2 separate regions of the Homo sapiens genome follow, and region 1 is linked to region 2. A link is an interaction called in ENCODE POLR2A ChIA-PET data of the cell type or tissue named here. Cell type or tissue: GM12878. All regions are shown on one strand. Each heading gives the region's core, and the rest is flanking DNA. Links, peaks and the distances in the headings are about the cores only. Region 1 overlaps EHMT1 (euchromatic histone lysine methyltransferase 1). Region 2 overlaps CACNA1B (calcium voltage-gated channel subunit alpha1 B).

Evidence for each region. ChIA-PET counts read pairs that join two places held together with the same protein. Peaks named below come from ENCODE experiments on the same cell type or tissue, not always from the same donor. Only the 100,000 strongest peaks of a DNase experiment are listed, where the experiment ranks them.
Region 1: POLR2A ChIA-PET joins it to region 2 with 5 read pairs; 2 of 35 experiments call an interaction of 5 or more read pairs at or near these places.

The regions. Positions count from the first base shown.
Region 1 is chr9:137,627,069-137,631,444 of GRCh38, reverse strand. The region is part of intron 1 of EHMT1 (euchromatic histone lysine methyltransferase 1); the gene reads right to left. Among named protein-coding and RNA genes, the nearest start is that of EHMT1, 10 kb to the right of the region's middle. RefSeq lists an enhancer at 2,823-2,882. In GM12878, for the core only: no CTCF peak of the experiment used is centred there; a DNase peak (open chromatin) is centred at 2,623; H3K4me3 peaks cover 1,778 bases; H3K27ac peaks cover 2,313 bases.
Region 2 is chr9:138,016,538-138,020,913 of GRCh38, reverse strand. The region is part of intron 18 of CACNA1B (calcium voltage-gated channel subunit alpha1 B); the gene reads right to left. Among named protein-coding and RNA genes, the nearest start is that of CACNA1B-AS1, 72 kb to the right of the region's middle. In GM12878, for the core only: no CTCF peak of the experiment used is centred there; no DNase peak of the experiment used is centred there.

The DNA of each region.
Region 1 (4,376 bases), core at 274-4,273, 390 kb after region 2:
CTAGGGAGGTACTTTTTCAATTTTATTTTATTTTTATTTTTATTTTTTTTCCAAGACAGAGGTTCACTCTTGTTACCCAGGCTGGAGTCCAATGGCACGATCTCAGGTCACTGCAACCTCCACCTCCCGGGTTCAAGCGATTCTCCTGCCTCAGCCTCCCGAGTAGCTGGGATTACAGGCGCCCGCCATCACGCCCGGCTAATTTTTTTATATTTTTATTAGAGACAGGGTTCCACCAATGTTGGCCAGGCTGCTCTTGAACTTCTGACGTCAGGTGATCAATCCACCCGCCTCGGCCTCCCAAAGTGGTGGGATTACAGGCATAAGCCACCACACACGGCCATACTTTTTCAATTTTGAACCATGTAACTGTCCTATATGCTCAAAAAATTAAATCTAAACACCTATATCATGACTAACCCATACCACTCAAGCCAAGCCTGCTCACTGGCCCCCTACTTCCGCTCTCCACACAGCAGCCAGGGTCATCTTTTTAAAGTATCATTCCATGCCTAAAATCTTCAAGGACTGTCTACAGTGGTTATGAAACTTCCCAACTTGTTACCATGGTAACAAGGCCCTGGATAACCTTGCCCTGCCTCTCCAGCTTCATCTCATGCCACTATCCCCTTCTGACCTTGTAATTCCACTGTGCACCAAAGGATACAGACCTCACCCAAATCACAGTCGAGGAAACTGGGACTTTTCTATGTCACACACCATGCAGCTACCAAAAACACTGAAGATACGAATGCACGTCAGACAATACGGGACAGAGGAAGTACAACGGCACATAATCACTGATTACCACCAATTTTAAATAAAAACACATACACTCACGAGGATCAGGAAAAAAACAGATGACAAATATATGGCATCCTGAGGTTTCTAGGTTTGATTTCTAAATTTGCTAAAATGCCTAATTTTTGTTAATGTACACTTTGTCCACCTTCTCATGCCAATTCATGTCTCACATCCTTTAAGACCTAGACTATGTGTTGGACAAGAAGCTGTTAAAGGAAAAAAAAGACCTAGACTAACTCATCTTCCTCAAGGAACTTTTCCCCACACATGTGGCCGCAGCAATTGTGGCCATCCAGCAGCCTCTTCTTGTTTACTTTTAACTGACTCTCATTTCCTACTCAGTAATATTTGCTCTGTTCTATTATTAAATTTTGTAACATCAGGGATCAATCTCAAAACTTTGTATGTCCTCTTACAAATACCTAGAATTGCACTGCATAAACAGAAAGTGCTCAAAACAGCATCTTAAATATACTGTGATCAGAACCAGCCTATTACAACTAGAATACAGAAAGAAATCCACAAGCTTTTCCAGAATGAAACAGCAGCTCACAGTGATGTTCCTGGGAAAGTGGCCTCTTATCCAAGAGACTCCATTTCAAAGGAAATGCTACCTCTGAAGAGTTATAGCAGCCACTTTAGCTTTGTTTTTCAAAATCCAAAATCATCAGATTTTTTTTTAATACATGAAAATATTAAAAGTTAAAGAGAAGCAAAACAGTAAGAAAGGAGAATTCTCAGTCCTGGAAGTAATGCTTTCTATATCATACCTGCCATAGGCCAAATTAACTGGGCTCTAATAACTATTCTCAGCCGGGTGCGGTGGCTCATGCCTATAATCCCAGCACTTTGGGAGGCCGAGGTGGGCGGATCACCTGAGGTCAGGAGTTCGAGACCAGCCTGGCTAACATGGTGAAACCCCGTTTCTACTAAAAATACAAAAAACTGGACCAGGTGCGATGGCTCATGCCTGTAACCTCAGCACTTTGGGAGGCAGAGGCGGGCAGATCACGAGGTCAGGAGAGCGAGACCATCCTGGCTAACACAGTGAAACCCTGTCTCTACTAAAAATACAAAAAATTAGCTAGGCATGGTGGTGGGCGCCTGTAGTCCCAGCTACTTGGGAGACTGAGGCAGAAGAATGGCGAGAACCCAGGAGGCGGAGCTTGCAGTGAGCCGAGATCACGCCACTGCACTCCAGCCTGGGCAACAGAGCGAGACTCCATTTAACAACAACAACAAAAAAACTGGCCAGGTGTGGTGGCTCACGCCGGTAATCCCAACACTTTGGGAGGCCGAGGCAGGCAGATCACCTGAGGTCACGAGTTTGAGACCAGCCTGACGAACATAGAGAAATCCCATCTCTACTAAAAATACAAAATTAGCCAGGCATGGTGGTGGGCGCCTGTAATCCCAGCTACTCGGGAGGCTGAGGCTGGAGAATCGCTTGAACCTGGGAGGCGGAGGTTCCAGTGAGCCAAGATTGCACCACTGCACTCCAGCCTGGGCAACGAGAGCGAAACTCCATCTCAAAAAAAAAAAAAAAATACAAAAGCAAATAACTATTCCCTACCTGGTTTGCTGAGTGAGCAACTTAAAATCAAACTGCCCACTTACCTTAGGATAAAGTAATCCATCAACCATGCTTAATCCAATGAAATGATTGAAAAAAAAAATAAAGTTCCTAAAGAATCCAAAACATGATTCTTATAAGCCAAATTATTTTCAAAGAAAAACTCAATAAAATGTGGTCAAACCTACACAGCTCTTTCAGCACATGACAGGAAGCAGAAGAAGGAAACCAGGGCTCTAGCCCCACCTCTGGCTCTGGCCACGTGTGGGATCTCCAGCAACTAAGGTAGCCACAGACGCTCTTTTCGACATTAGAGCTGAGGCACAAACATCACCCTTGCTGGCCCTTACTATGACTCCAGAACCTTCCGACCACAACCAACAACTGACATAGTAAGATCCGAAGACAGGCAGCCCTTTTCATAGGACAGCTGTGCTTCTAGTTTACGGAAGAATCTGCTTCTCAAGATTTATGGAAAATGCTTCTCAGGCCAGCCACAGCAGTTCACGCCTGTGATCCTAACACTTTCAGAGGCCAAAGCGGGAGAATCGCCTGAGCCCAGTTGGAGATCGGCCTGGGCAACACAGTGAGACTCCATCTCTACAAAATGTTTTATAAATTATATTGTGTAATTAAAAATTAAATGTTTAAGTAATTTTAAAAAAAGAAAAATTGATTCTGATCCTCTCTTCTCTTAGCAAAAATCAATCAAAGACAAGAAAAGCAGGAAAGAGACACATAAACCCCAAGACATGTGAAATCCCTAAATAGAACACAAATAGGAAGACAGAGAGGTAGAGGAGAGCTAACCTATCCCACAGAGTAGAGGAAGGAGAAACTTAAATAAAGGAGTTGCAGCTGAGCAGCTGGCAGACTGACCCCAGAAAACACAGAAGGGTGGGGACAATGGGGGTGATGCCTGCAACTACAAAGGGGAATGCGGGCAAAACTCCACCTGAGAACAGCTGACCTCTCAGGTCTCCTCCTCAAGCAAGTACTGGTCTTCTGTAGCCACAAGACACCAGACGTTTAGCCCCATAAAAAGGTCCACCAAAAATGGCCGGGCATGGTGGCTCACACCTGTAATCCCATTATTTTGGGAGACCCAGGAGGGTGGATCACTTGAGGTCAGAAGTTCAAGACCAGCCTGGCCAACATGGCGAAACTCCCTCTCTACTAAAAATACAAAAAGTAGCCACACGTGGTGGTGCACAACTATAATCCCAGCTACTTGGGGGTGGGGGGGTAATGAGGCAGGAGAATTGCTTGAACCCAGGAGGCAGAGGTTGCAGTGAGCCGAGATCACACCACTGCACTCCAGCCTGGGCGACAAGACCAAGACTCTGTCTCAAAAAAAAAAAAAAATCCAGCTTATACCAGCAAGGCAAGAAATTGAGGGATCCTTCAAGAAAACCAAACCAGCAGACAGAACCTCTGCAAAAGGGCCGGGCGCGGCGGCTCACGCCTGTCATCCCAGCATTTTGGGAGGCTGAGGTGGGCAAATCACGGGCGCAGCGGCTCACGCCTGTCATCCCAGCATTTTGGGAGGCTGAGGTGGGCAAATCACCTGAGATCAGGGGTTTGAGACCAGCCTGACCAACATGGTGAAACCCCGTTTCTACTAAATATACAAAAAAATTATCCCGGAGTGGTGGTGCGCACCTGTAATCCCAGCTACTTGGGAGGCTGAGGTAAGAGAATCGTTTGAACCCGGGAGGTGGAGGTTGCAGTGAGCCAAGATCACGCCATTGCACTCCAGCGTGGGTGACAGAAAGAGATGCCATCTCAAAAAAAAAAAAAAAAAAAAAATGGCCAGGCATGGTGGTTCATGCCTACAATCCTAGCACTTTGGGAGGCAAGGGGGGTGGGTCACCTGAGGTCAGCAGTTTGAGACCAGCCTGGCCAACATGGTGAAACCCTGTCTCTACCAAAAATACAAAAATTAGCCGAGCGTGGTGGCGCACGCCTATAATCCCAGCTACTAGGGGGTGCGAAGGCA
Region 2 (4,376 bases), core at 210-4,209:
TGAGGACCATGGGGAACATGCAGAGGCACAGGGTCTGTGTGAAGGTGGGGTGGGCTCCAGACCATATAGCTCTGCCCTCACCCTTGCATTCAGGTGTGGCTCCTTCTCGCCCAGGAAACACCTGGAGCAGGGAAAGGCCAGGCTGTCTGCTGGGCTGAGGGCGCTGTCAGGCTGGCAGGCTCCCCCGTGACCACCCAGGCAGAGCAACATGCTGAGCAGCCTACGCTAGGGCACCTGCCCGCCCCCCGCAGCCCCACTGGTTCCACCTGGCCTGTTCCTTCCGGGCCTATCTGCCACTGTCAGCCCTAACGTCACCAGAGACTGTCTGCATCTGCCCTCACTCGGCCAGCACCACCAAGTTCCTCTCTGGAGGTATCCCCTAGGTCTCTGAATCTGCGTGCCGGGCCTCTCTGCATGGTGTCTTAAGTCAGCCTGCACCTCCCCTGGCCCCTGTCTCTGTCCTTGCTCTATCTGGCACATATCCACACCAACTTAGAGTGAAGTGTGGCTGGTGATTAATCCAGGCAAAGTCCTGGTTTAAAAGGGTTCTTTAAGGAAGTCACATGGACGACTGGCACCCCTGTGTCCTGGCCTCAGCTGGTAGGCACAACCCAGCTGTTCCAGGGAGGAGGGCTCAGCCATGCTCAGCTGGGTGCTGTGGGGAACTACAGGACTTGGAAGTGGCCTCAAGGCGCTCTGTGGCCCTGCTTTGAGGTCTCTGGGCTCAGACAACCCGGAACTGCTGACAATATGAAGCAGCCCTGGTGTGACACCATGGATACCTGCCATCTGCATTTTTTTTTTTTTTTTTTTTTGGGAGACAGAGTCTCGCTGTGTCGCCCAGGCTGGAGTGCAGTGGTGTGATCACGGCTCACTGCAACCTCTGCCTCCCGGGTTCAAGCAATTCTCCTGCCTCAGCCTACCGAGTAGCTGGGACTACAGGCGCCCGCCACCACTCACGGCTAATTTTTTGTATTTAGTAGAGACAGGGTTTCACCATGTTGCCCAGGCTGGTCTCGAACTCCTGAGCTCAGGGAATCCGCCCACCTCAGCCTCCCAAAGTGCTAGATTACAGGTGTGAGCCAGCGCGCCCGGCCACCATCTGCATCTTACATCTTATTCCACCCCGCGGATGGATGCAGGATCCAGCATGCTTTCTTGCCCCAGGAGACATCAGTGCCTCTGACAGCCAGCAGCAAACAGTGCTCGTGGAAAGACTGAGCCCAGCTCCATGCTGGCTGCCAGCAAGGAAGCACTGGGCAGGGCGGGGGCGGCAGGGGCCTCACCACCACTAGGACAGGGACAGGACACCTGGCCACTTCCATCAGGGCAGGTGGCCTAACTGCACCTGGCCACTTCCATCAGGGCAGGTGGCCTAACTGCACCTGGCCACTTCCATCAGGGCAGGTGGCCTAACTGCACCTGGCCACTTCCATCAGGGCAGGTGGCCTAACTGCACCTGGCCACTTCCATCAGGGCAGGTGGCCTAACTGCACCTGGCCACTTCCATCAGGGCAGGTGGCCTAACTGCACCTGGCCACTTCCATCAGGGCAGGTGGCCTAACTGCACCTGGCCACTTCCATCAGGGCAGGTGGCCTAACTGCACCTGGCCACTTCCATCAGGGCAGGTGGCCTAACTGCACCTGGCCACTTCCATCAGGGCAGGTGGCCTAACTGCACCTGGCCACTTCCATCAGGGCAGGTGGCCTAACTGCACCTGGCCACTTCCATCAGGGCAGGTGGCCTAACTGCACCTGGCCACTTCCATCAGGGCAGGTGGCCTAACTGCACCTGGCCACTTCCATCAGGGCAGGTGGCCTAACTGCACCTGGCCACTTCCATCAGGGCAGGTGGCCTAACTGCACCTGGCCACTTCCATCAGGGCAGGTGGCCTAACTGCACCTGGCCACTTCCATCAGGGCAGGTGGCCTAACTGCACCTGGCCACTTCCATCAGGGCAGGTGGCCTAACTGCACCTGGCCACTTCCATCAGGGCAGGTGGCCTAACTGCACCTGGCCACTTCCATCAGGGCAGGTGGCCTAACTGCACCTGGCCACTTCCATCAGGGCAGGTGGCCTAACTGCACCTGGCCACTTCCATCAGGGCAGGTGGCCTAACTGCACCTGGCCACTTCCATCAGGGCAGGTGGCCTAACTGCACCTGGCCACTTCCATCAGGGCAGGTGGCCTAACTGCACCTGGCCACTTCCATCAGGGCAGGTGGCCTAACTGCACCTGGCCACTTCCATCAGGGCAGGTGGCCTAACTGCACCTGGCCACTTCCATCAGGGCAGGTGGCCTAACTGCACCTGGCCACTTCCATCAGGGCAGGTGGCCTAACTGCACCTGGCCACTTCCATCAGGGCAGGTGGCCTAACTGCACCTGGCCACTTCCATCAGGGCAGGTGGCCTAACTGCACCTGGCCACTTCCATCAGGGCAGGTGGCCTAACTGCACCTGGCCACTTCCATCAGGGCAGGTGGCCTAACTGCACCTGGCCACTTCCATCAGGGCAGGTGGCCTAACTGCACCTGGCCACTTCCATCAGGGCAGGTGGCCTAACTGCACCTGGCCACTTCCATCAGGGCAGGTGGCCTAACTGCACCTGGCCACTTCCATCAGGGCAGGTGGCCTAACTGCACCTGGCCACTTCCATCAGGGCAGGTGGCCTAACTGCACCTGGCCACTTCCATCAGGGCAGGTGGCCTAACTGCACCTGGCCACTTCCATCAGGGCAGGTGGCCTAACTGCACCTGGCCACTTCCATCAGGGCAGGTGGCCTAACTGCACCTGGCCACTTCCATCAGGGCAGGTGGCCTAACTGCACCTGGCCACTTCCATCAGGGCAGGTGGCCTAACTGCACCTGGCCACTTCCATCAGGGCAGGTGGCCTAACTGCACCTGACCACTTCCATCAGGGCAGGTGGCCTAACTGCACCTGGCCACTTCCATCAGGGCAGGTGGCCTAACTGCACCTGGCCACTTCCATCAGGGCAGGTGGCCTAACTGCACCTGACCACTTCAGGGACCCCTCACCTGCAGGGCCTGGCCTTGCCCTCCAGGGGAAGCCCCTGCGGACCAGCCATCCATGAGCACTTCCCCATGAGAAGCTGCCCGAGGGGATGCCAGCCAGTCACTCCCTGGAGGGCCACCCTGGAGTTTCCGTGTCTCTGCCTTGGGCCCTGGGTGGTCTACTGTGAGCTTCCCAAGTGGACAACAGCTCTCTGCTCTTGCTAGAACAAGGACTTCCTGAGAATCACAGACACAGTCCCTCCCAAGTAAGGGGCCTAGGAGGACCCATAAACGTCCCCAGTGAGCCCCTAAAGAGCACTCTCTGCTGTGCCTGCTCACAGGGCCCTGACCTCATGGGAACCACAAGGAGACCTGAACCCATGACGCCCAGTCCACTCAGGAGAAGCAGACACACTCGAGACACCGGAGTGAGCGGACACAACAGGCAGCAGACAAAAAGACAGAGACCAGGAGGGAAAGGAGGAGGCGCTGAGCGCAGAGGGTCTGACCCCGTGGCAGGACTTGGGGACATCAGGGAGCAAGCCCACCATTCCCCGCTCAGGCCACAGAAGCCCGGCCTGGAGCTGCCCCATGAAGCAAATGACTTGCGGTGAGATAGCAGAGTTAGGAGTGGAAGGAAGGTGTCTGCATGTAGTTATCATGAAGCCATGGATGGAATATCGTAGCAGAGCGACTCACGGTGAGTTCACGCTGGAGACAGATGAGCTGCGAGATACAGTACCTCGAGCTTGCTTTACAAAACTGCACATGCAAAAAACAGAACAGACAGAAGTGAGAAAACCAGAGACAGAGTTCTGAGAGAACCAGTGACACTGAGAGCCACGCCAGTGTAGGCGCAGGCTGCCATGTGCATCTGGACAGGAGGCCGCAGACGCGTCCGTCAGACGGGCACCAGCCGAGACCTCAGGGTGAAAGAGAAGTTGAGAACCAATTCCACACATGCAGAAAAGTGAGACTGAAGTGAGACAGCAAACCCTGTAATGCCTGGAAGACAGAAGCCATTAGCTCGGGGGCCCATCCATCACTCAGCACACACTGCCCAGGACAGGCAGTGCGGCTGGGAAGACCCAACACCGATTTTCCTGCAGTTCCAAACAGCCCCCTGCACCCTGCGGCGGGAGGCTGACTGCACGGTCTCCCGGCCCTCAAGATGGGGCAGCATAGACTAACAAAGGAGGCGAGGGTGCCCCCGCACCCTGCGGCGGGAGGCTGACCGCACCGTCTCCCGGCCCTCGAGATGGGGCAGCGTAGGCTAACAAAGGAGGCGAGGGTGCCCTTTCCGGAGATGCCGCCTGGTCCCTGCTGCCGAACCCACCTGACTTCCCGGCAAGCACCTGGACCC